Linked DNA regions of Homo sapiens: region 2 is linked to region 1. The links are chromatin loops, found by intact Hi-C in ENCODE. Cell type or tissue: MCF 10A. All regions are shown on one strand. Each heading gives the region's core, and the rest is flanking DNA. Links, peaks and the distances in the headings are about the cores only.

Region 1 (12,707 bases), core at 7,053-12,052:
GAAACCTTATAAAATCATTTGCCTTGTTGGCCTGTCCACCTCCTATAATAACCATTGATCCCACAGGCTAATTTCAACCAACTTTGATAGAGGGGCAAAGAGTCTATAGCTAGACAGAGGCTCATAAATTTCTTGTGGTTTCTTCTGTTTCTTTCAGAAGAGTTGTTTAATGGTATCATTTTGAAGAGTATAAAAAAGCAAACCAAGTTTCTGCTGTGAAGTTGTCACTGTAATGGAAGATGATTACATCAGAAGAAGTTCAAATGGAAAAAAAATGTTTGTAGTTGCCTTGTGGTTTCCTGATAACAAGCAAAGCAAGCACCATATATAACACCACACAGTGGCAGGCATCTTTACTTCTGATAGTTGCATCCTGGAACTTTATAATAAATTCGACTCTTGGGTTTTGCACATCCAAGTGGCTGAGTTTTTCTTGTTTATTGGAGTTGAACTTAACCAGTTCTCAGTTCTCAGAAGTGTGCTGACATAATTGAAAGGCTTTCAAAGAGCTGATGGTGAGTTAGTGAAGGAAAAAATAAGAATTCAGAAAAAAATATTAAGAAGGAAGCAACAGACCCTCCTACAGTAATATACAGCAGGGTGACAACTCAAGTTCAAGTCTAGGATAGAGTCAGTATCTGAGAGGGTCCAGGTCTCGATGTGGTAGGAGATCTGCTTACAGAATTTGTAGCTGAAACTTGGGGGGCCCAGTGCAAAAACAGGTTTTATTCTGAGGAATGTATTCAAGAAACTATGAGAAATTAGGAATGAGGCCAGCAGAGGGCTTACAAGGCTGGTACAGCATCTCGTGGTGTCTAAATCCTAGGGAAAAGGGGAACTCAAGCAGCTGGGTAGCTTCTCACTACATGCAATTAGAGGTACCAGGGTGGTGCTGCTAGTACCTGAAGGCCTTTTGGTCCTTACTCTACACTTCCTCTACACCTGAGGTCCTAAGTTTTCACTCTGGTGACAAGGCAAAAAAACAAAGATATACATACACACACACATACACACACACACATATATATATAATTTCCTTCTTTAAAGTGAGAAAAGGGCTCAAAATCTGAGTCTAGCTAAGACCTCAAAGATTGTATGGCTGAATGAGAAAACCAGGTTAACAGGATCATAATTATAGACAGCTGGAATAAGTCTTGTGTTGAATAGGAACTGATACTATAAAGGTAACTCAGATAATTTGTTTCCATAATTTTCATCTTTCAATTCTTTTTACTTGAACATGCTCTGAGCTGTAAAGAAATAGGTTACACAGCACTGGGTATTCATTTTCCAAACTCTGCTAGCAATATTGTTCAATCTCAAGAAAAGACCCAAGGAACTAAAAGGGAAAAGAGAAACAGGATAAATATTTTTTGATGAAACTCCTATTTTATAAGATGCAAAACATAAAACTATGGGGCTCTAAAGCCTCACCTAAGTGAATCAATATGACTACAGAGCTTGTAATAAAATACAACACTAAAAATACTATGAATCAAACATAAAATATGCAAAGTTCACCAGATCTTCAGTGGACTAGGGAAGCTGTCCTTGCAAAGGAATTAAGTATTATTTGAAATGAGAAAGTGTAACTGAAGAGTTGGGAATTTCATTTTCTGGAGCTGCCACAACAGTGCCCAAGTAGGGAATCAGCTTATAAATGCAGGTAGCTTGTAAATTCGGCACTTGATGAAGTAATATCCAGGGAAAAGGTACTTAATGTTCCCAGGGGAATATATGTTGTATGAATGCATATACTGTGCAATAATAACAAAATATATACTACATAATTAGACTGAGTATATATTTTACAACATAAATATAGTTAGGGCTGTTAATCAAATTAAACAGGACATTTTAAAACACAGTTAAGAATGCAGAGAGGAAAAAATAGATTAACATCTAAAAGCACATGCAAAAGAGGCACAGCAATGAATGCAGGACCAAAAAGTACCAAAAAATAGTATTGCATGCACAATGTGTTATCTTTCTTTCTAGAAGTAGTCATGGAAACTAATATAAACAATGACTTCTGAAAGCTAGGTTTGCTCCTCCTACCTTAATGGCTTCAGAATCTCAGCTTCTACTATATAGTAGATGGAAAATTCTCAAGTGAAGCCCAGCAACAGCATAGCAAGAGAAGGGCTGGCTACAGTGGCTCAGTAGCTAATATTTCCAGTGAAATAGCGAGGCTGTTTTCAGTCTTCCTTTACAAATCTAGATGAATATGCCAGGCACTCTCATTAATTTCTTGAAAAGTAGTCATTTTTTTTGAAAGATAAAACATTCAGTAAGAGGTGAAATTAATGGAGAAATATTCTCACTATTATTTTACTAGAAAAGGTATAAGGATTTAAATGATTTGAATGACCAAACTCTCTACCAAAAAAAGTATCACCCAATTAGTTCAAACTAATACTATAGACCATGCTTCACCCGATGTAATTTACATATTATTCCAATCATAGCCCACTATAACCTCTGCTTTCATCAACAAGAATAGAGTTTTTATAAAGATTAAGGCACATTTATCTGTTCTTCTGCTTTTTTCAAAACTGCTTAAATCTATAAATGTATTTCAATATGTATCGAGAAAACAGAATAAAGTTAAGTGAATGTATAGGAATAAAAGGTGCTTCTGTTAAATTTTTTACAAAAACTACGATAATGATCTTAAGACTAGTTTTAGAATCTCCCTATATATAAATAGTGTTTAGTCATCGTTTCTTAAACTTTCCACAAAATTTATAGCGGTTTGGGTGGCACTATATATAGTTGACCCTAGAACAACATGGGTTTGAACTGCATGGGTCCAACTATATGCAGATTTTCTTCTGCCTGTGCCCAACTATGTGCAGATTTTCTTTTGCCTGTGCCATGCTGGAGACAACAAGACCAACCCTTCTACTTCCACTTCCTCTGTAGCCTACTTATTGTAAAGATGCTGAGGATGAAGACCTCTATGATGATCCACTTTCACTTAATGAATAATCAGTATATTGTCTCTTCCTTATGATTTTCTTAATAACATGTTTTCCTCTGAATTACTTTATTTTGATAATATAGTGTATAATACATATAACATGCAAAATATGTGTTAATCATTTATGTTATCAATAAGGCTTCCAGTCAACTGTAGGCTATTAGTAGTTATGTTTTGGGATAGTTGCAAGTTATATGTGGATTTTCTACTCTTCAGGGGTCGGCATCCCAGCCCCCATGATGTTCAAGGGTCAACTGTATACCTTTTATATCTACATACCATAGATATTGTAAAACTACCTACATTCACAATGATTAAAATAAGTTATAATTATGTATTAATTTATACACTCAAATTATAATTAATGCAATTATGATACAAATTTAAATTATATAATTTTAATTTATTTCTTTAATTTTTATAGATTTATTATGTTTTTTGCCATTCCTTTTCAAGGAATCTTTTCTGATTTCAGTTTTATTAAAGTCACTTTCAACACAGGGACACTATTTCTGTTTAATGACAGGATTAGCTGCCAGTCCCTATTTCTCCAGATGTGGAGATAACATTTTTATTCAGCAGGGAGTCTAAACCATTCACAGAAATCCCATTTTATACCATAAGAGCAAGCATATTAGGTTGCACTCAAATAAGATGGGGTATCTCCAAGTTATTTCTCTATTTTATGCCTCGGTTAGTTCCTAAGGCAACTAAATAAATAAATAACTCTGACTTAATAGGCAATCAAGGAGCATCGTTTGTACCATATGGTTGGCATAGTAACCCTGGGGTATTGTTACTGCTACCACCTTCTAGAGAGGAGGAAGGCTGGGCCTCAGAGGTTAAGTAACTTGCTTGAGATTACAGTTTCCACATTAAGCTGGAATCTAAATACAGCTGCTAATGGATGTCTCCAGAGTACATGCAGCAGAAAAACTAAAAGAAATTACTGTTCTATCTCCATCAGTGAAAATTTTATGTAAATTAGTAAATGTTATGTAACCCAAGATTATTGAGAGTGAGAGTTGAATGAAATAACTTTCTACAAGTTTCTTCTGACCTCCAAGTAATGTACATAATATCTGAAACTATTTGAAACCCTGATATTTACCGTACAAGGAAGCAAAAAAACAAATTATTCATAAGCCAGAAATGTTCCCACCTTAGGTGCATGCTTTTGGCAGCCTGCTTAGAAGATTGCATGATATGCACTAAAGAAATGTAAAAAATTAACAGAGCAGATTACCTGGAAATAAGTCCCAAGTTGGAACATGAGATAAATACTGTATAAAAGTTAGGTGGTGATTCAACATACCCCTCTCCCTATAATTTTTAGTCTTTAAGGAACCCCAGGTCTTCTCTGTGCTCCAGTGCTCCCTCCTTATGCCCATGACTCAACACCTACTGTGTGCCAGCACGGACCTCCCTGGTTCATTGAATGCAAGGTTCATTCAGCATTTAAAATTCAATTAATGTAATTCACCATGATAAAACAAAGAAGGAAATCTATGTGATCATCTCCATAGATACAGAAAAAAATGCATTTAACAAAACTCAACATTCATATGATAAAAACGTTCAGCAAACAGAATTAAAGGAAACTTCCTCAGCCTGAAAATGACCATCTACAAAAAAACCTAGAGCTAACATAGTAATGGTGAAAGACTGAATGCTTTTCCCCAGAGATCAAGATTAACACAAAGGTGTTCATTCTTACCACTTCTATTCTACATTGTATTGGTGATCCTGGTCAGTGCAACATGGTAAGAAAAAGAAATAGCAGTTACATATATTGGAAAAAAGTAATTAAAACCCCCTCTATTAACAGATGACATGATTGTTTATACAGAAAATTTCAAAGAATTTGCCAAAAAGAGACTAGAACAAATAACTTTAACATGGTCACAGGATACAAAGTAAATATAAAAAATTAGTTGTTTTTATACGCTAGCATTGAACAATTTGAAACTGAAATTTTTAAAGTACTATTAATTTTTTTAAATGAAATAATTAGGTATACATTTAACAATAGTAGCAAGATTAGAATGCCAAAAACTACAAAACACTGATAAAAGAAATTACATAAGCCCAAATAAATGAGCTATATTTCACGTTCACTGATTGAAATACTCAACGTTGCTAAAATGTTAATTTTTGCAAATTTAATCTCTGCATTCAATGTAATCCAAATGAAAATATCAATAGGATTTTTTTTTGTAGAAATTGATAGGCTGATTCTAAAATTTGTATGGAAAGCCAAAGGAAATAAAACAATAAAAACCAATTTGGAAAAGATGAACAAAGTTGAAGGACTCACACTATCTGACTTCAAGATCTGTTATAGAAGCACAGCAATCAAGATAATGTAGAGTTGGCAAAGGATAGAAATAAACACAATAAAGAATGCAGAAATAGGCTCACACACTTATGATTAATTCATTTTAAACAAAGGTGTAAAGCGAATCTCTGGAGAAAAGGAAGTCCTCTCAACAAACAAAGCTAGCACAATGCATGCAGCCATATTGCAGGGAAATGAACTTCAACTCAAATTTTATACAATCAAATGCAAAAACTAACTCCATTAAAACTCAGATTTAATATAAAACTTCGAAGAGAACACAGAAAATATCTGGGATCTTGGGCTCAGCAAAGATTTTTAAAATTATACCTAAAAAAGTACAAATGATATAAGGGAATCTGATAAATTGCACTTCACCAAAATTAAAAGTTTCAGCTCTTTGAAAGACACTTAAAAAAATAAGAAGACAAACCACAGAATGTGAAAATATTGCAAAACATGTTTTTTCTTACATATTGATATTCAGAATATTTAAAGAGCTCTCAAAACTCAAGAATGTAAACAAACCAGTTTAAAAATATACAAAAAATTTAAATAAATACTTCATCACATAAGATAGCAAATAAGCACATGAAAAGATACTCAATATCAATAACATGTCCATTGAAACCACATGAGATATCACTATGCAACTATTAACTATTTTATATACATGTATTAGTGTATGTGTTGAGAGAGAGAAGGAAGGAGAGAGAGTAGGTTATATGTAATAATCGACAATACCAAATGCTGGAGAGGATGTGGAATAACTCTGATGCTTTGGTGGCAGGGATGTAAAATGGAAAACAGTTGGGCATTTTTTTCTTATAAAACTAAAAATACACTTACTGTAACACACTGAGCAATCTCACTCCCAATTCATACATATTACCCATGAGAATGAAAACATACTTCTACCCAAAAGCCTGTACACAAATGATTATTTCTTCTTTACTCATAATTTCGAAAACCTGATAAGAACCCAAATCTTCATCAGTTACTGAATGGATAAACAGTCTTACCTTCTTGCAATTGAATGCTACTCAGCAATAAAAAGACCCAAACCATTAACACATGCAACAACAAAGAATAATCTCAAAATCATTTTTCTAAGTGAAAGTAGCAAGGTTCAAAAGGCTATATATTGTATGACTCCATTCATATTGCATCTGGAAAGGGTAAAATTCTAGGGACAGTGAAGAGATGGAGTGTTGCTGGGAGCTGGAATTAGGGCATGGTATTGAAAACAAAGAGCATTGAGAACTGTTTTGGAGGGGAAGGAAGTGTTCTACAGCTCGATTGTGGTGGTAGTCGCACAGTGTATACCTTTGTACACCTAACATGATGAATTATAAGTGAATTACATATCAATAAACTCAACTTTAAAAAAGTGGAAGTGACCTGGACCTCTGTTGCCTCTGAGATGTCCATCCTAACCCCAGTTTCTCACTCTTCACCCTACTGTAATCCAGTTTCTATCTCCACCACTGCACAAAAAACTCATTTTGTTAAGGTCAGCAAAAACATTCTGATTGCAAAATTCATCCTCAGTTCTTCTTATGACTTCTCACAACTTTTAGCATAATCAATAACTTCTCCTTTGAAATATTTTCCCTTTCTCTTCCACAATGCTGCTCTCTCCTAATCATGCATTCTTAGCGTGATGAAAAGTTCCTCAACCCCCTAAATATTGGTGCTGCTTAGATTCCCATATTTAGAATACCTTTCTCATTTTCTATTTACTTATGACTCGTTTGTTTTAAAGTAAAGTTGAGCATTGTAAACAAGGGCATCACTTTTGTATTTTAGGGTATTTACCTTTGTATCAATTGGAAGATAAATTTGAAAAAGGCAAAACTGAAGGAAGGCGGGTAGGTTGGGAGATGATATGGAGAAGTGATGGATATCCAAATAGTAGGGCTTTGGAAGATAAGGATAGATTAAAGAGATGTAGAAGAAAGAATCAGTAGGGCTTGGCAATACATTGAACACAGCTAGGACAGGGAAATAGAATTGTTAGATGAATGGTCAAATTTATGGTCAATTTATACAATCTGAATAATGGTGGAGTCATTCGGCAAGTCAGCGAACATAAGAAAAGGAAGAGGTTTGGGTATAAAGTGATTATTTCAGCTTGGAAAATAATAAGTTTGATAATCCTATCAGGAAGATATTTAAAGAAATCAATCTGTATCCCAGGGAAGGAGTAGAGGCACTATATATACATATTTCCATTTATATGACATTCTGGAAGGGGTAAAATCCCAAGGACAACAGAGATAATAGATTGCCAGGAGCTGGGGTCAGGAAATGATTGTGTGTGTGTGTGTGTGTGTGTGTGTGTGTGTGTGTGTGTGTAATATGCAGATATAGACTATATATGTGACTATATATATGTATAATAGTTGTCTATTTCTTTCAGAAGTAAAGAAGGATTCAAGTCTCCATGTATTTCTCTATGTTATTCTCTCCACTTGCAATGCTCACCTTCTTCATCTGTTATTTCCAATTCATCCTCCATGAAATGATTCAGATGCCATCTACTTGAGGAAATCTTCCTTGATTAGCCCCATTCCCTCAAGCCCACCTTTATCCCCTAACTCCACGCTGTTAGATGCACATTTTTGGACATTTTAATGTCACATTTATAACACTCTAATGAATGTAGCATTTAGGGTACTTTAATGCAACTGTTGATTAGTTTAGTTGTCATTTTCCCACAAAAGATTGTCAGCTCCTTGATGTCTTTCATCTGTGGAACATGAGTGTTTTTTACAGTGCCTGGCTTATAGGAAATAGTCAAATAGGGTTGCAGCATTACACTGTTGGAAAGAACATGGTGTAAGAAATCAAGTAGATATGAGTTTGAATTTTGACTCTGCTAGCCATAGTCTGTGTGCTTGGTTAAATCGTTCAATCTCTTTGAGTTTAGGTTTCTATAAAATAGAGATTATAATGCTACTTTCCTCATCAAGTTTTTGTCATGTATTAGTAAACTACTGCCGCATAACAAATTTTCCCAAAACTCTGCAACTTAAAATAATGTCCATTTATTATCTCACAGTTTCAGTGGATAATGGCTTAGCTGTATTCTCTGCTTCAGAGTCTCTCACATGGCTACAATCAAAGTGTCCTCCAGGGCTGGGGTCTCCTCTGATGGCTCAACAGGGAATTAGTCCACTTCAAAGTTCATGTGTGTGGTTTTTGGCAGGTACAAATTCCTTCAGGGTGGTTAGACTGAGGATCTCAGTTTCTTGGTGGCAGTGAGCCTTCTCTAACAATGGCAGTTTGACCACAGTCATTATGAAACAGAGTCTTCTGGCAAGGTGGAAGTCAAGATCTTTTGTTACATAATCACTGAAGTGATATCTCACGACCTTTGCCATATTCTGTTGATTAGAAGCAAGTTGCTAGTTCCAGTCCAGACTCAAGGGGAGGGGCTTATCCAAGGATGTGAATGCCTGGACATGGGGATCATTGGGAGCTATAGAGTCATATAGAACTCTGCCTACTACATGTGAGGACCAAGTCAATAAAACCAAAAGATTCACTAGATGCCTAATATTATACATGGCAAGTGCTCAAACAGCTATTTATGTCCAATGGATAAATGAACTCATCCATCAATCAATTGTTCTGCAATTAACCGGAGTAACCACTAGATGGTGGTGCATCCTTCACAGCATTGTGCCATAAAAGTAGGGTCAGAGATTTTGAATGTAAGAGCTTTTTTTTTTTTTTTTTTTTTAAAACAGATAAGGTCTTGCTCTGTCACCCAGGCTGGAGAGCAGTGGCGCAATCTTGGCTCACTGCAGCCTGCAGCCTCGACATCCTAGGCTCCAGCAATCCTCCCATCTTGGCCTCTAGAGTAGCAGAACCAGAAGTAAAAGAGCATTTTTTTTTTTTTGATGATGATGATGATGATGTAATACACAAAGACACATTTTAAAAACAGAAACTATACACTCCTAACTAAATCTCTTTTGTATCTCTGGAACTCTTACAAAACCTATCCTGCTTCTTCCTTCCAGAGTAAATTATAAAATGTGCAAACAAAATAAACAGAAACTCCTCTCCTCACTTTGATGTACAAGGTTTCTCACTCGGATACTATCCAGCCCTGATTTAAGGTTTCTCACTCAGATACTATCCAGCCCTGATTTAAGTTTCCTTTTGACTCTTAAAGACTTAAAAGCTTTTGTGTTTCTGTTTTGAAATATGTCTGTTATCTTTTTCTAAATTAAAGTAAAACATATTCATTGTAGAAAATTTGGAAAATATAGAAAAGAAATAAAGGAAGTTAAAAATTCTAATCGCACACCTAAAAATACTTTAGTATATCTATTCTGCTTTCCTTCCCTTCTTTTCCTCTCTGTTTTTCTCTATTCTTCCCTTCCCCAACACACACATACATATACACAGAGAAATTGAAATTATATTATATATAGTTTTGTATCCGAATAAATTGCTACCTCACAATATCTTTAAACTTCCTTTTTGTAATACAATTTTTGAGTCCTTGCCTTTTACTGCTGTGTTTAAGCATATATATAGCTATTATTATACCATTTGTAGTGCCTTGCTCCTACCTTCTCATTTTCTGTTATTGTAGAGTGTGGGTTTTTTTAAATTGGTGTTTTAAAAATAATTTTTGTATTTTTTGTATATTATTTTGTTGATGTTTATCTCCACCAGTGTTCTGGAATTTCCATATTTTGTTTTCATTAGGCTACTTTTAAACTTAAAAACATTTTTTAAATGTTTTAATCTATTCTCCTCTAATTACCAAGGTCAAAGTGAAATCATATTGTTTTGATTGCCCACTATGTAAGACAAAGAATTTAGCATGTTTTAAATAAAATTTCATCTTTTCCATGATAGCATGGTCTTTGCTAACATAATCATGAGCTTGGGAACAAATTGTTGTCATCCAATTATTATTTTAACATTTTGGAAATTTATTTTTGAAGAATAACCTTGAACAATTTGTCGTATTTTGTGTCTTCTGTTTTGCAAAATGATTTAGCCATACTTTCAAATTGAACTGGTTTTAATGTTTATGACCAGTTCTTTAATAATCTGCCCACTAATATTTGATAATGTACTATTTTATGCTATTTAACTAATATTCTTCCCAATGATATTATAATTTTTCCCTTAGTCACATGAAGTTTATCTTTAAGTATTTTTAGGCTATGCACTTATCATAAGTAGTATCTCTTTCTGTTATCTACAAATTTGAATGACAGTTTCTCTGTGCACAGAATTTCAGGGTCTCAGTCTTTTATATTCAAAATGTTTTAACTTTAATTCTATTATTTTGATATTCTTTTGGCATTTATTTGTATCTTTTAAATTTGTTTATTTTTATGTCTTTTAAAATATTTTAATATAAATTAATATTTTTATGTTTTCCTTGTATCCACAGTTAATTTTTATTATTGTTTTTCTTCTTTTTGTTTTGTTTTCTTTTTAACTTTTATTTTGGGATTAGGAGTACATGTGCAGGTTTGTTATACAGTTAAACTCGTGTCACAGGAGTTTGTCGCACAGATTATTTTGTCATGCAGGTGCTAAGCCTAGTACTCAATAGTTATTTAGTTATTTTTTTCTGCTCCTCTCCCTCAACTTACCCTCCATCCCCAAGGAGTCCTCAGTGTCTGTTGTTCCCTTCTTTGCGTTCATGAGTTCTCATCATTTAGCTCTCACTTATATGTGAGAACATGCAGTATTTGGTTTTCTGTTCCTGCATTAGTTTCCTAAGGACAATGGCCTCCTGCTCCATCCATGTTCTCACAAAAGACATTACCTTGTTCTTTTTTATGGCTGCATAGTATTCCATGGTGTATATGTACCACATTTTCTTTATCCAATCACAGTTAATTATTTCATCATTATTTAGATGTATGTCGTTTAAAATTAATGTTGACTAAAAGATAGTCATCCATTTTAATATGCTGTCTCCTGTCTTATTCAACAAGAAAAATAGGTCAGCTGTCTTTTATTGTTAATCCACTTCAAAGTATTTTGATTTCTCTCTCAGTTACATTTGAAATTTTAAGGTCTAATTTCTGTTCTCTAGTCCCTTTATCTCTGGGATAGTTTCTCAGTTTTGTTCTCTTATCACAGATGCAGTTTTAAAATTTTTATTGAAGTACAATAAACAAAAAATTACATAAACCAAGTATTTAGCTTAATGAGTTCTCATCAACTAAACATATCTGTATAACTAATTCCTAGATCATACTGCTTTGATTATCTGCAGTACCAGTTTTCCACTTTTCTGCCCCCAATGTAGATTTTAATAGCACTATTGCAATGCTAGTTTTAGTTTATTCTTGTTATTTTACACTGCATCCTTTTCTTCTCTGTCTGTAGTCCTTAATCCCATCCTGTTGTCTTTTCAGTTATTGTTTTCATTTTTGTGTCTTTTTACTTTATTTCCACAGAAATCAAGTTTTCACACATATTGTCATGAAAATAATGTAGTATTCTAAAATGTTCTTGATGTTTTGTTATAAGCCAGATTTTGGGTTTTCTTCCTTTAGCTCTTTAGCGTTATGTTCCCTTTCTTTTGTGGAGCACTAGGAATACATAATGTATGTATGTATATGTATAGATACTCAAACACACAACATGTGTCTGTCCAATCATCATGTATTCCCTCTTGCTTTACCTCTTCATAAAAGAACAGTGGTTTCTTTAATAACCTTCTTTTCCTAGCAGCCAGGTACATTAGAGGAGGCTGACTTCATTCTCAGTTCCAAAGAATAATCCTCTTTCCTCCCACTTCTTGCCATTGATCCATTTAGAGATGAATATGAGTAAAGGTTTGCTGATGGCTTCTCGGGAAGTTCTCATTTGTTCTTTAGGTAGAGACATCAGGGGGACGTGAATGAGGAAGCATGTAGATAGAGTGCTACTTGCAACCATCCTATAACTTCAAAAATGTCTTTGAGGTAAAGCTGAAACTTTGACCAGTGAAGTGAAGAAGTGGTAGATATCTGAGTTCTTGATCTTTTTGAGTCTTCAAGATAACCCTGCTGATGTTTTTTTTTTCTTGGACTTTCTCCTTATATGAGCCAATAAATTTTAATATTTAGGGAAGCTTCATTTAGGTTCTCTATTGCTTGCTGCCAGATCATCCTAACTTACACATAACTACAATCTGATGTTGAAAGGAATTAGTTTTCTCTTTCTCTCTCTCTCCCTCTCTCCCCCTGCCCCGCTCTTCCCCACATCTCCTTAGCAAGTGCACAACCAGACCTAGTGTTTGCTAACAAAATAAATCTGTGAGCTGTCATTAGCCAGGTTCACTGACCACCTTGAGGAACAGTCAAAGCTCCACCTCAGATACATAGTAGAAATTGCTGTTCAAGTTCCGGT
Region 2 (12,707 bases), core at 4,160-9,159, 63 kb after region 1:
AGCATTATTTTATTTATTATTCACAAAATCCCAAGAGTTAAGTAATATTATTTTCCTCATTTTATTGATGAGAACTCAAAATCAGAGAGAGGATAAGTATCTTTTCCAAGGCTCTCCAATTCAGAAGTTGGAGCCACGCTTTCAGATCCCGGAGCATCTGCATCTATTACCAATTAGCTATACTGCAAAAGCCTTCATTTGTCTGCCTCATCCTCCATCCTGAGAGCTATAGGAAGGTGGAGAAAATGTCTTGTTTATCTTTATAACTTCAGTACCTGGCAATCATTCCTGGCAGAGTAGTGCTTCACTATTTACCAAAGGACTAAATGAACGAATGAAAGAATTGTATGTGGTGTGCACAGAAGAAATTAGAACATTCCCAGGGCTGGCGGTAGGGTAGAAAAAGCTTCGTGCAGAAGATATTTGATCCAGCTCTTAAAGAATAAGCAAGCATTATCTCAGAAGAACAAAAAGCACATTTCTCCTTGACATGTTTTTTTGTATTGTTGATTGTTTATTTGCTACCAAAGTGTTAATTTTTAATTTAAACAGTTTTTCACTGGAGAAATTAGTTCACAAATAAGTTGTATACCTGTCAGCAAAGAGAGCTTAGAATGTCAGAATGCCCATGTTTTTATTGATAGTGTAAGTGCCACACTGTGTTTATAATTATCCCTTGCTTTTGTTGATTATTAGTTCTTCTTAACATAACTGCATTTTAAATTTGTGAGAGTAGAAAAGGGAAATTCTGGAAAACAACCATTAAAGCCATAACCTTCCTCAGGGATCACCGAACGAGGGTTATAGACAAAAGGGAAGAAAGGAAACTTAAGGCACTGGTCCCAAAAGATAATCAACGTCAACACACATTTTTGAAGGGGCCCTAAGCAATGAGAGCAGAAATATGCCAAGGAAAAATGGGTGGTACCAGAAGAAAAGGAGGATCCAGGAAAGAGCTAGTAGAGTTTACAAGTAGAAGGAGCCCTACAGCAGCCACAGGAGTTTAGGGACATGGATGAAGATTTCTGCATTTGCCCCAAAAGTGCCATTAAGAACACTAAAGCTTATCTTTTTTTTTACAAATCTAGTTGTCAGAAAAGCCTTACAACAAATTTTCTAAATGTTCTCTTCTTTCCAAATTCAGTTGAGCCTGAAGGGTTTATGCTGTCCACTCCCACCTATTCATTGCCAATTCATCTTCCCTATAAGCCACCTTCATCTGCAATAACTGCTCCCCACAGGATAAGCTGACATTCTGGGCTTCTAGGCAGGAAATCCAATGTTCTGTCCTTTCATAAGTCCCATGGCAATGCAGAGAGCTGCTGGAGTCAGTGCCTTCCACATATTCTCTACAGCTGAAAGAATGCAAGCATCTTCCCAAAGTCACCATTCCATCCACACGTTTGTTTCTTCAATACATCTGGCAATGGGTAGTACACAGGGAGAGAAGAAGGAGAGCAGGGAATCTGTAAAAGATAACATATAATTCTTATGACAATACTTTCAAGGAAACTATAATCTAGCTGTCAAGAAAAAAGAAACTACAAAACATCCTGAAAACAATTAATCCCTAATTTATGTTACTGAGTAAAAGCACAGTATAAATTCACAGAAGTCTGATCGCTATGAGCTATTGCAAGAGGGAAAGTTTTCATGGAGGATACGGAAATTAAAGTAGGCCATGACATATGAGAAAGATTATTTATAGAACAGAAAATGGGAGCACATTCAAGAGAGAAAAATGTCGCAAGTAAAGATGTGATAGTGGGAAAAAAAAGTTTGGATGGGATGAAGAACAGAGACTAGGTAGGCCTGATTTTAATAGATAAAGAATGTCAGGAAATAGTAGGATATAGAAGTGGATAAATTAAGAGAAAGATTAGATGATGGATTCCCTCGACCAAACTTTGGTAAAAATCCAGCCAGAGAAGAAAGAATCATTCTATAATTCTGTGATTTAGGTATATGCCATGTTTTCTTCTCAAATGTTTCCTACAGGTTTTGATTATGTATGGCTACAATTCACTTTCTGACTAGAAAGGACCTACTTTACTCTGTTTGGACTGCTGTAACAAAATGCCATTGACTGGGTAACTTTTAAACAACAGAAGGGTATTAGTACTGGAGGCTGGGAACTTCAAGACCAACTAACCAGCAGATTTAGTGTCTGGTGAGGAACCACCCATTTCCTGGTTCGTAAATGGTCTCTTCTCTCTGTGTCCTCACATGACAAAGGAACAAGGCAGTTCTCCAGGACCTCTTTTATAAGGTCACCAATCCCATTCATGAAGGCTCTACCCTCATGACCTAATTGGCCCCATCTTCTAATACGGTGACATTGGCGATTAGGTTTCAGTGAATGAAATCTGGGAGGACATAAACATTCAGACCATGGCAGGATCTTACACCAAAATGGTAGCATCTTTCCTTCATGATGGATTTATCAATAAAAACTCCTGAATTATATTCTCAGACGAATTCTTTCATTTTGGAACTCAAAGCAATACAAACTGTTTATTCTTCCAGAATTTTTTAAAATATATAATGTTATGTAGACAGAAAGTTTTTCCTGAGCAGATTTTTTTGGGAGTTTGGTTTTTGAAACTAGCTTATTAAATCCACAAAATCTTCAGTCCAATTTTTGATTTCTGCTAATTAGAAGTTTTCACTAGGCATAGTTTTGTTAGTAAGTCTTGCTTTAAGCCCCCCTCTTTTTTTTTTTTTTTTTTTTTTACTTCACTTGAATCTTTCTAAAGTTCTTAATTGAGGATTTTAATTGAAGGTTTTTAGACCTATGATGCTCTCCTATTTCTCTCAAAGGGCCAAAGACATGTTTTGTTCTGGGGAGGTTCAGATATGATCAGATTAAGTCTTCTTTCACTAAAAATTGAGCAAATTCCCTGGATCAGCATCACTAAAAAAGAGTCTCTGGGGCAATAGACTGATGTTATTACTCACCATTTTAATGTACATAAAATTAAGGAACTATATTTACTCACTTCAGAAAATTTCTAAGTTGTGCAGATCAATATAAAAGGTGCCTTATACTGAGCAGTGGTTGGTTTGAACATTTCTGTGATTAGTGCAATCTATTTTCAGAGCTAAGGAAGCCAGAAGATTAAAAAAGCAGACCCTTCACTACCTGAGGGGAGTTAACAGTCTAGTGCACAAGAAAGCTTGCATCAGATGACCAGGATTCTTACGGTGCCTCTTTCAGCCAAGGGTTGTGCCTTCTCTGATATTAGGCCATAATGATCACATGCACTCAACATGCAATGCCTCATTTAGTTCTAACCATCATAGTACTGTTATTTCCACTTTACAGATGCTGAAACGAAGGCCCAAAGAAGTGAAGTGACTTACTTGGGGTCACACAGTTCATTTAACCTCAAATCCTCATTTTTTTCTCCAGTGTATAATTTTGGTTTTCTGTTTCCTAGTTTGTGAAGTGCAACATTTGGAGACTGTTTTTAAGCAGACTGTCCTACCAGAAAATTCTAGAAGTCTTAATATTTCTTAATTGTAAAATAAGTGTTTTAGAAGAGATGCCATTACACATAGTTTACAAAAACACAAGTTTATCATGGGACCAACTGTGTCCAGGGAACTCTGGAATTTCTTAAAGAACAGGTCTAGGGGCAAATATGGAATGTAAATGGGAAAGAAATTGTAAATTTTGCTCTACGGCCCTAATAGGATCCAGAATCTATTTGTTTTTACCATTAGGTCCTGTGAACACTAAAGATAATCACAGCTGGCAATATGTAAATTATCCATATTTGCAGCTTCTTGAAGTTAAAGGTTGTGTGTGTTTGGCTGGTATAACTGCATTGCCACTTAATTACCAATATAAATGCTCTCAAATTATAGATACCAATGTAAGCCCCTCAACTTAAAGATTTATTTGCAGAACTCTAAGTAATGACATTGAGCTTCACATTCACATTGTGAGGTGAGCTGAAGAGGATCAGCTTCTGTGTGTAATTGTGCATGATTAGTCTTCTGCCTTGAAACAGAAAAGGAGTATTTCATAGGATTCCCACCATGGCTGGGGAGGACAGGCCGTGGCTGGGGAAGACAGAGGACTACTCTGATGGAGAAAATGCACACCTTTGTAAAGAGGCACTCTGGGATGGAAAGAGCCTGGGGTGGGTTATGAGAGCCATGAAGGTGATGCACATGTGCATAAAGGGAAAGCATTTGAGTGGCTGCCTCTTCAAATTAAATATTCTGTGACAGAAGAGTAGGCTGCATCCTGTGTGTTAGCTCTCATGGCACTGCAAGCTAGAGAGACGTATAACAAGAACCATCATCACTGGTCAATTTCCTTTTAAAGACCTGTCCACTGATTTACTCATTCCATTGATCAGACATTGCAATTCACAAGCTCCTATTACATTCTCTTGGTTAAAAGTGAGGTCCAGATTGGGCTCGACACATGAATCTGTAGAGCTTTCCCCTCTACCTGGCAAACAATCCAAGTCGCACCTGGATATATCAGACCTTACTCATCATTTATGTCCAGGAGTGCTGCATTTGTTTTACAATGCCATCTAATTTGTCAGCTCAGTTCAAAAAAATTTCAGCACCTGCAAAACATCATGAACTCTGAAGTTGACAGGAAAAGATGGCATGTTGTTTGAATAGTTTTCTCAAGATAGAAATGTATGAGTCTTGAAATTGTACATAAAGACAAAAGCACAGCATGCCATGAATTGCAGGAACTCATCGCGGAGGACATGCCTATTAGAATTTATGCTACACAAATGCAAAAGTATGTTCTTATAAATTAAATAGTTTGACTTTTCCACATTTTATACACATGTAATGTTGTCGTTCTTGATTTTGTACATGATAGTGTAGAATAAGCTTTTTGCCTTAGACTTTTTATAGGCAGAAATGTGCCACTGCAATGAAAAAACTTAGGAGCATTTTATGGATGACTGTATTACCATCCTCATCAATTGGCATTTATTGAATTCAGGCACCATAAATAATACTGATATATCTTACATATAGTGGAATATGTGTGTATGTTTTAATAAATGATTTAAATTATTTTCAGGCCATTTTTACATTAATCTATAAGGAAATATAAGCTCCTTTAAAATGGTTTTGAAACTTAGTGTCTCAAAAGGAGTACAAAAACAACTCCGAAGTTCCCCTATGCTTCTGGAAACATTAAATCCTCTTGGCAATGGGTGACATGTGAAAGGACTCCCTCAGTTTGCCCTGAAATACTCCCTTTGGTCCTAAAAACATTACGCACTCCTTTAGGGAGTTCGAGGCAAAGGAGCCAGTGTGTTTTGAGGGACAAGGTATAAATGCTACGGCATCCAAGAGGATTAGCTGCCTTTTCTGGAAAATTAGGAAATTGATGTATAATTTTTAATTACACATAAATTTCAAACTTTCCATCAAAGTCAAATTGTGCTGATGTAGTCAAACGTAATCTAAGCATTGATTCAAGAACCTGCTGATGGAGTGAAAATACATGGAAACTTGTTAACAGGAATTACAATTATCTACATCTCAGCAAATAACGCCAGAGTGTCATGTAATATGCTGAGCTCAGGCAGCCTATAGCCAATGCAGATCTTTTTTTTTTTTCTTCACCATTAATATTTACAGTTGGAAGCAAAACATGGCTGCAATCTAAGTGCTGCACCTAACAAGGAAGTTGTTGGCTTGATACCTTGTTTCCTGACACTGTGAAGCACTGAAACAGCTACCTTCTTAATCATCGCCTGATGATATTGTGTTGAAACTGGAGGGGAGCACATGGCTGTTTTATAAGAGCCACAACCCTGGGAGATTTTCTTCATTGTTTAGTTGTTTTACTTCTTGATAGACATACTGGGATGTTAAAAGCATAGGACTGAAAATTGTGCATTATGGAGTTTTTTCTTTGTTCTCCTGCTGAATTTTTCTAGGTCTATGCAGACACTGTTTGTAAAGACAGTTTACCTCCTGACACCTGCTGTGTGCTAGGCACCTTCCTAGAACTGAAAACAAAACCCTTCCACCCATCAGCCTACTTTATTGTAGTTATTCTCACATGCAAAGTCCAAAAAAAACAAAACACACACACACTAAGCAAACATCAGTAATCAGAGAAGCATGATTGGTTACATAAGCACTGTGCATAGTAAGAGACCTGAAATATAAAATAACCATTTTTACTCTTCTTTCAGTCTGCAGATATGCCAACTAAGGGTAATACAGTTGAAATTATGGGGTAGATTTGGGGTTACATTTATATAGTGCTCTATCTAAGGATGCAGCTGTGCGTAATTAAACAAGCCCTGATAATTTGGATTCTAAGCTGCTTACTAGCTGTGTGACTTTGGACAAATTGCTTAAATCATCTTTTAAATACATGCAATAATCTCTATATCATTAGATTGTGGTGAAAATTAAGAGATGACATCTAAAATGCCAGAAAATATTAAATCCTCAGCTTGTAGTTACTTTTTCCATATCCCTATGTTCCACCTTTTAGTTCTAACGTATTTTACAGGTAATCCCAGTGTAGCGAATGAACCAGATACAGGAAAGATTAACTACCTGGATCGAATGCTCAAAGAATCAAAGACCTAGTTGTCATCTTTGTCATAGAATTAATCTATTTACTCTGGGTTCCTGAAACTAGTAAAAGAACCCTAACAAATAGCAGCAAACGAATTTTAGTGAAAGAGAACAATGAAACATTTAATAGAAGACCAACTTCTAAGAACTACTTAATAAAAATGCCTTTTAATATTGAGGTGATTTCTGCTCAGGTCCACCCCACAAAGAGGACCTGGACTGAGTTGAGCTGTGTTGCAACTCTTTCTCGCTTGTCAAAGTTGTAGCTCCTCCTCGTGTTGCTAAATCACAGCAGATGGCTTCCTTTTACACCCAACGCCGTCAGTGGAATGTAAATGCGTCTCCTCACAACACTGAAAATACTGAGGCTGTGTGTTTAATCTGTGCTGTACAAGCCGAATGACCCTGAAAAGAACATGAGCACTGAGCACGTTTGGAGAATTGGCATCAATCCTTGGAAACAGGATTGGGGAGGATTTTTCAGGCCTAGTGACTAATCATGGTTTTCTTCCTGAGGCTCCTAACTCAGCCATATCCCTGAGGACAAGCAATCTAAATGGTGATTGAATAGAAAAGTTATAGACCCAAGGGAAGTATTTTTTTTTTTAAAGGGGCAGTGGGAGTGTTGTTTGGGGTATGGGAAAAAGTAGAGAGAGTTGCGCTGCACTGCAAAATTGAAGAGGCTTAGTTTATAGTTTGAACATTCAATTCTATGTCTCCTTGGGAGTTAAAAAAATAAAATTTCCCTGTTTCAGATTATTTAAGTCACTAAGAGGAATACTTTCTCTAAGCAATTACTTCAAAATTCAGAAATAATGTAAATAATTCATGTCAGTATGATACCAAGTATGAGACAAGAATTATCCAGAAAAAAAACTATATTTTGAGAGTATGAATAGCAAATTATAGAAATAAAATATAATCAAGCACATTAGCCAGGTTATCTCAGCTTCTTTCTTAAATAGATCTCCAAGCTGCTTAGAAAACAGAGAACCTGATCTTCATTTTATTAAAACAGTCTCCAAAAATTAACCAGTGGCTAAAGGAGAAGAGAACTTGTCATGCAATTTGTCTTTTGAGCCTTTTGTAGCAAAGGAACAGAGTTCTTGTCACTTCTGCTTCCCACCTTTCCTTGGGCAAGGGTCTCAAACTATTATTTCAAAAAAAGATGTGGTCATTGTGAATATCATAATTACCCTATGTACTGTATATAACACAGACTTAGAGATCCCAAAGCATAAAATAACCACTTTAGCTTTATTGTATGATCTAATTTTATAGCAGGTTATTAAATTCTGTGCTAAATTTATACATAGAGATGGAGAAATTTTAGTTCAGCAGTATTTTTAAACTAATAGGAAAATGCTGTTAGACTTTATTTTTGTCCCCTCCAAGAATAAATGCTTTAGATTCCTCAATACAAATGAAAACCTAGCCTTTGCTTCTGTTGTGCTTTTGCGTATTTAGGTGAACTGTTAGTAAAGTCATACATAAGGTTTAGGGTTTGTTTTTATTTTTTTTTTAATCCTGCTAACTTTAAAACCTATAGACTTTTACCAAATGGCTTATGAAAGCCTGACTTCTGAAACAAACCTTTAGTTCTAAAACTAAATACTATTTCAATAAATCCTCATAATATGAAGGTTTCTATCTTTGCTGGTTGTCAGGTTGCTTGGTGTTTTAAGTTGCTTTGAGTTCATAGATTTTAGAAATGTTCACTTGGGATCTGACCAGCCTCTCAGCTTCACAGGATCCATCTCTGTTTAGACATACCAAGTCTCAAACTATTTTGAAGAGAAAAGGCTGTGCAGTGAAAGGCTACCCATTAAAGCATGATGTGTGTCTTTCATCTTCCACTAGGCAGAGTTCGAAACTGAAAGTCTGATAATTTGATGTAAACTGACAGTGACAATAGAAATGGCTACTTTTGAGATTATTTAAGAGAAGGTGCAAGGTATAGACATTCATCAATGAAACACTAAAGGAAAGGTTTTTATTTCTGTGTTTGCTTTTTAAAATAAGAATAGAGTAAATGGCACAATAGATTATATAAACAAGGACTTCAATGACAAGCTGTCAAAGTTAAAATAATATATTTTACATGGGTGACTTGACGCCACACTTTATCACTTACATGAGGGGAAGCCAATTTGAGTCTGGTCAATAAAACACAACCTCCAAAGTTGGGCCTGGGGCAAAGCTGACATAGTGTGGCAGAGCCTGGTGGTTTGGCATCCACTTCTGCTGGGACACAGCAGGAGTTGGCACTGCTACCATCTGGGGTATGTCCTACATTTAAGCCCTATTTGATTAATCAACACTTATGCAGGTTGAAGGGACGATGCATTGGCTCTGCTCTGAGGCAGTTCAGGCTCTAGTAATTTAATGCAGGTCTGAGGCATAAATGGGACTAGTGATTCAAAAACTGGATTTACTGCAGTCTCACAACTGTTGAAAATTAAAGTACATGTGCTGCAAGTTAGGGGTTACTAGGGTATCTCATTATAGGAGGCTATTTTTTTTCAGAGGTTTGAATCTTTGCTGAATTACTGAGAGACTTATTCGAATGTAGGCTTGGACCAAATAATTTTCTGATAAATTGGCCATAAATCCTCAGTAAAATAAGCTTGGTGTTCTCAGCATATCTATTGGCTTTTTGATCATTTTTATGGCTTTCCTTTTGCTGGTCAAATTATCCTTATATGCTCCTAAAGCTCCTCTGACATGGATTAAGTCAACACAAACCAATAGACCTTCATTACTTTGGCAACTGGTTTTGATTTGGGGGCAATAAATATGATGACACAGACTAGATTACCTCTGCTGAAGGGATATGTGATAAGCCGTAGGGATGTCAGGGATCCTGCATTATTTTTTCTGCGTAATGTGAGAATGAATTAATAGCAGCTTTTAACTAGCTGAAGAAAGTTGGAAAGAAGAAAGAAATCTGAATGAAAAGAGAGCCAAGGTACGGCTTATAGGTTAAGAGCAGTGACACCAGTCGATCATAAGAAAGTCCATGAACACCCAATGTGTGTCCAACACCGTGCAAGGCACAGGCAGGCAGGGTCAGGGCCAAATATGTGAGGAAACTAACATGTGATGTGATCCATATCTTAGTGTCTGGGAGAGGAGATAAGACCATCAATGAGAGCAAGATTTATTGTGCAATAAAAGTGTAGAGCAGAGAGAAATAAGCAAGGCCTGGTATAGCCAAGGAAGGGGTAATGGAAGAAGCAAGATCTGCAAATATGGGGGTTGGAGGAACTATTTTCCTTATAAAAATTGTTTGTTAAATTATTACTTTTCCAACATTTTGCTTGGAAAAAAATGCAAACCTAAAGAGAATTGAAAAAAAGTTACAACTAATGCGTGTAACTCTTTAACCCAGATTACCAACTTTTTAACATTTTGATACCTTTGCTTTATCTCTGTCCATATACATGTATTTTTTTTTTGCTCAGTAATTAGAAAGTAGATTGCAGATGTCATGACACTTTACCACTAAGTATTTTAGTATCTCTTAAGAAAGAAGGCTTCCTTCTATAACCACAATGCTAGTATCACACTCAAGAAATTTAACATCTTATATACTATCCATATTCAGACTTTCTAATTGTCCCAATAATGTCCCTTATAGATTTTTTAAATCCAGGATACAATCAATTGCATTTAATCATCATTTGGCATGTCTTTTTAGTATCTTTTTTTATCTCAAACTGTCCCCTGCCCTTTTAATTCTTTTGCCACTGAATATTCTCTTGCTTTTGGAATTCTGTATAAAATCAATTGGCATATTTATCCCTTGTCTTCTAAAATTATTTAGTATGGCAGAAATGGGATATGAAGAAACTCCAATCTTTTTCTACACTACAAAATGCAAGTTAGTAGACGACCCAGCAGATACATAAAAAGGGAACTCAAATAATGAAGCTACTATGTTGAAAATAAGTGGTATAAGTCATCAGCCTAGGAAAGGACCAGTAGTGAGTACACATGAAATTGCTCCCTCCATTCTGGCCCTCCTGAGAGACAGGAAATCAGGTTTCTTGACATGGTATCTAGATGGGTTATATGCCCAGTTTTGGTAAACACTTTCCTGGCACATGAGCTGTCTGCCACTTCCTATTCTAGTTCTTCTCCATTTGTGGCTCTGCATAAGGAGTTATCCTTCTGTAAAGTTTCCCAGGCATGCAGGAAATATCCCAGAACCACAGGCATGCTTTTTGTTCTCCTTAAAGCAATTGGATCATGGTGATTCCTTCAGCCTAAAACATACTTCTTTACCTCATTCTCCCAGCAACTTCCTTTGAGAAACTTAGCGATCCCATGAGGCACCTTCCTTTCTCCTTGTTTTTCCTTCATGTTCACCTCTAAACTAACACCACCCATATGGAACTGTAATTGCTTTATATAGCTGCCCCACCCCCAGGCACTATCACTAAACAGTGAATTATTTTAAAGATAATGGTTATGCCTTTTACTTCCATATCTCCAGGATCTAATATGCTGTCTGAAAGTTTGAAGGCATTCGGTAATAATTTGTTGAGTAAGTGAATGAAAGCATGAAAAAATGAATGAATGAATTTCACCACCAACAAACTTTCTGGGTTCTATAGAACTCTTCTTATGACTGAGAAGAACTTAGTAATGTGTTAAACAGGGCAATCAGTGTTACAAGTGTGTGAGTCGATAATAATTGATCAGCCACTTGGGCAAAGCACTGCATTTTATATTATTGGGAAGTTCCAGAGTAACAAATAGTCATGCCTTACAGTCCTGAAGGAAGGGATAGATTTGGCTTAACTCACATTGAACAACAGCTACACATTCATGCGCATATGTTATGCCAGGCAGGCCTAGCTACAGCTCTTCTCAAAAATGTGCTGGCCCTGGACATTGCTGTGTAAGAGTTACAGGTGAGTGGAGTCACATGGGCTTCTCTGGAGAGGCTTTGCAAAGTACAGAGAAAGTTTGAATTATCTTTTAAAAAGAGGAGAGGCATGATTGAATAAACGGCATGTTTCAGGATAGAGAAGTGGTTTGGAGGAACAGGTGATTCCTGTTTGAAAAGTGGCAGATAGAGAGAGTTGCTCTGCTGGAACCCCCCGGCCCCGGCACTAGCTAGGCTGCAACTGGTGATGACCCTCATGAGGAAATGGGACTCATTAATAAAGAGCCTCAACTTAAAAATTGTTGGGTGGAGTGGCGCACGCCTGTAATCCTAGCACTTTGGGAAGCCAAGGTGGGCGGATAGCTTGAGCCCGGGAGGTCAAGTCTGCAGTGAGCCAAGATCATGCCACTGCACTCCAGCCTGAGCGACAGAGTGAGACCCTGTCTCAAAATAAATAAATAAATAAAATCAAAATTGGCAATTTATATTTGATATGGACAGGTTTGATATAGTTCGTTCCCACGACTTCCTAGTCACGTAAGTACGGTCATTTTTTTCTGTGGGGCTGGATGGAGGATGTAGATTCTGGAGGAAATAAAAGTGTGTAGAGAATAGATGAATTACCTAGGGAGAGGATAATTGGGCCAGGATTGTGACTGTGGGAATGCAGAGAGAGAAATTAGAACAGAATTGTAGGGGAATTGGTTACAAATGGGTCTGGGCATAGAGTAATGAAGAGATGAAAAGGATGTGCTTTGAAAACTACAAGAGTTTGCAGCTCATAGCACTGAATGAGTTACACGCTCTGAATCTTTAGTTAGCAACCACTGTTTTCTAAAATGAAATAAAGAGAAGAAAAGAAAAAAAAGGGAGAGAAGCATGAATGTCCACACAGCTTTTCTGAGACCAAAATAGGCCAAGCTAATGTCCAGTAGTTCACCTAACGGAAACAAAAAGAATAATTCACATGTAGCAAATGATAGCTGGCTCCTGCTTATTTTTTACCTTTATTTTTGTTTTTAATCCTCACTAGCAGCTCCTGATTGTATCACGTGATAACGTTTCCATTCTAGATACGAGGGGCAGGAAAAGGTAAAAACAAACACATTGTTTGTTGATTTCACAAAAAGGAATAATGCTCGTGTCTGGTTGGCTCCTTGGTCATATTATCCCTTATCTGCCACTCCAATTCCTGCCAGCAGCACCTCAGAGATGGCACCTCCCC

The links. Peaks named below come from ENCODE experiments on the same cell type or tissue, not always from the same donor. Only the 100,000 strongest peaks of a DNase experiment are listed, where the experiment ranks them.
Region 2: a loop joins it to region 1, with 5 times the contacts of the local background. A loop is called at or near these places in 1 of 110 quality-filtered maps.

What each region holds. Positions count from the first base shown.
Region 1 is chr1:197,391,257-197,403,963 of GRCh38, forward strand. The region is part of intron 5 of CRB1 (crumbs cell polarity complex component 1); the gene reads left to right. Among named protein-coding and RNA genes, the nearest start is that of CRB1, 130 kb to the left of the region's middle. In MCF 10A, for the core only: CTCF peaks have their summits at 8,991 (motif pointing right) and 9,190; a DNase peak (open chromatin) is centred at 9,005.
Region 2 is chr1:197,457,291-197,469,997 of GRCh38, forward strand. The region is part of intron 11 of CRB1 (crumbs cell polarity complex component 1); the gene reads left to right. Among named protein-coding and RNA genes, the nearest start is that of CRB1, 200 kb to the left of the region's middle. In MCF 10A, for the core only: no CTCF peak of the experiment used is centred there; a DNase peak (open chromatin) is centred at 6,941.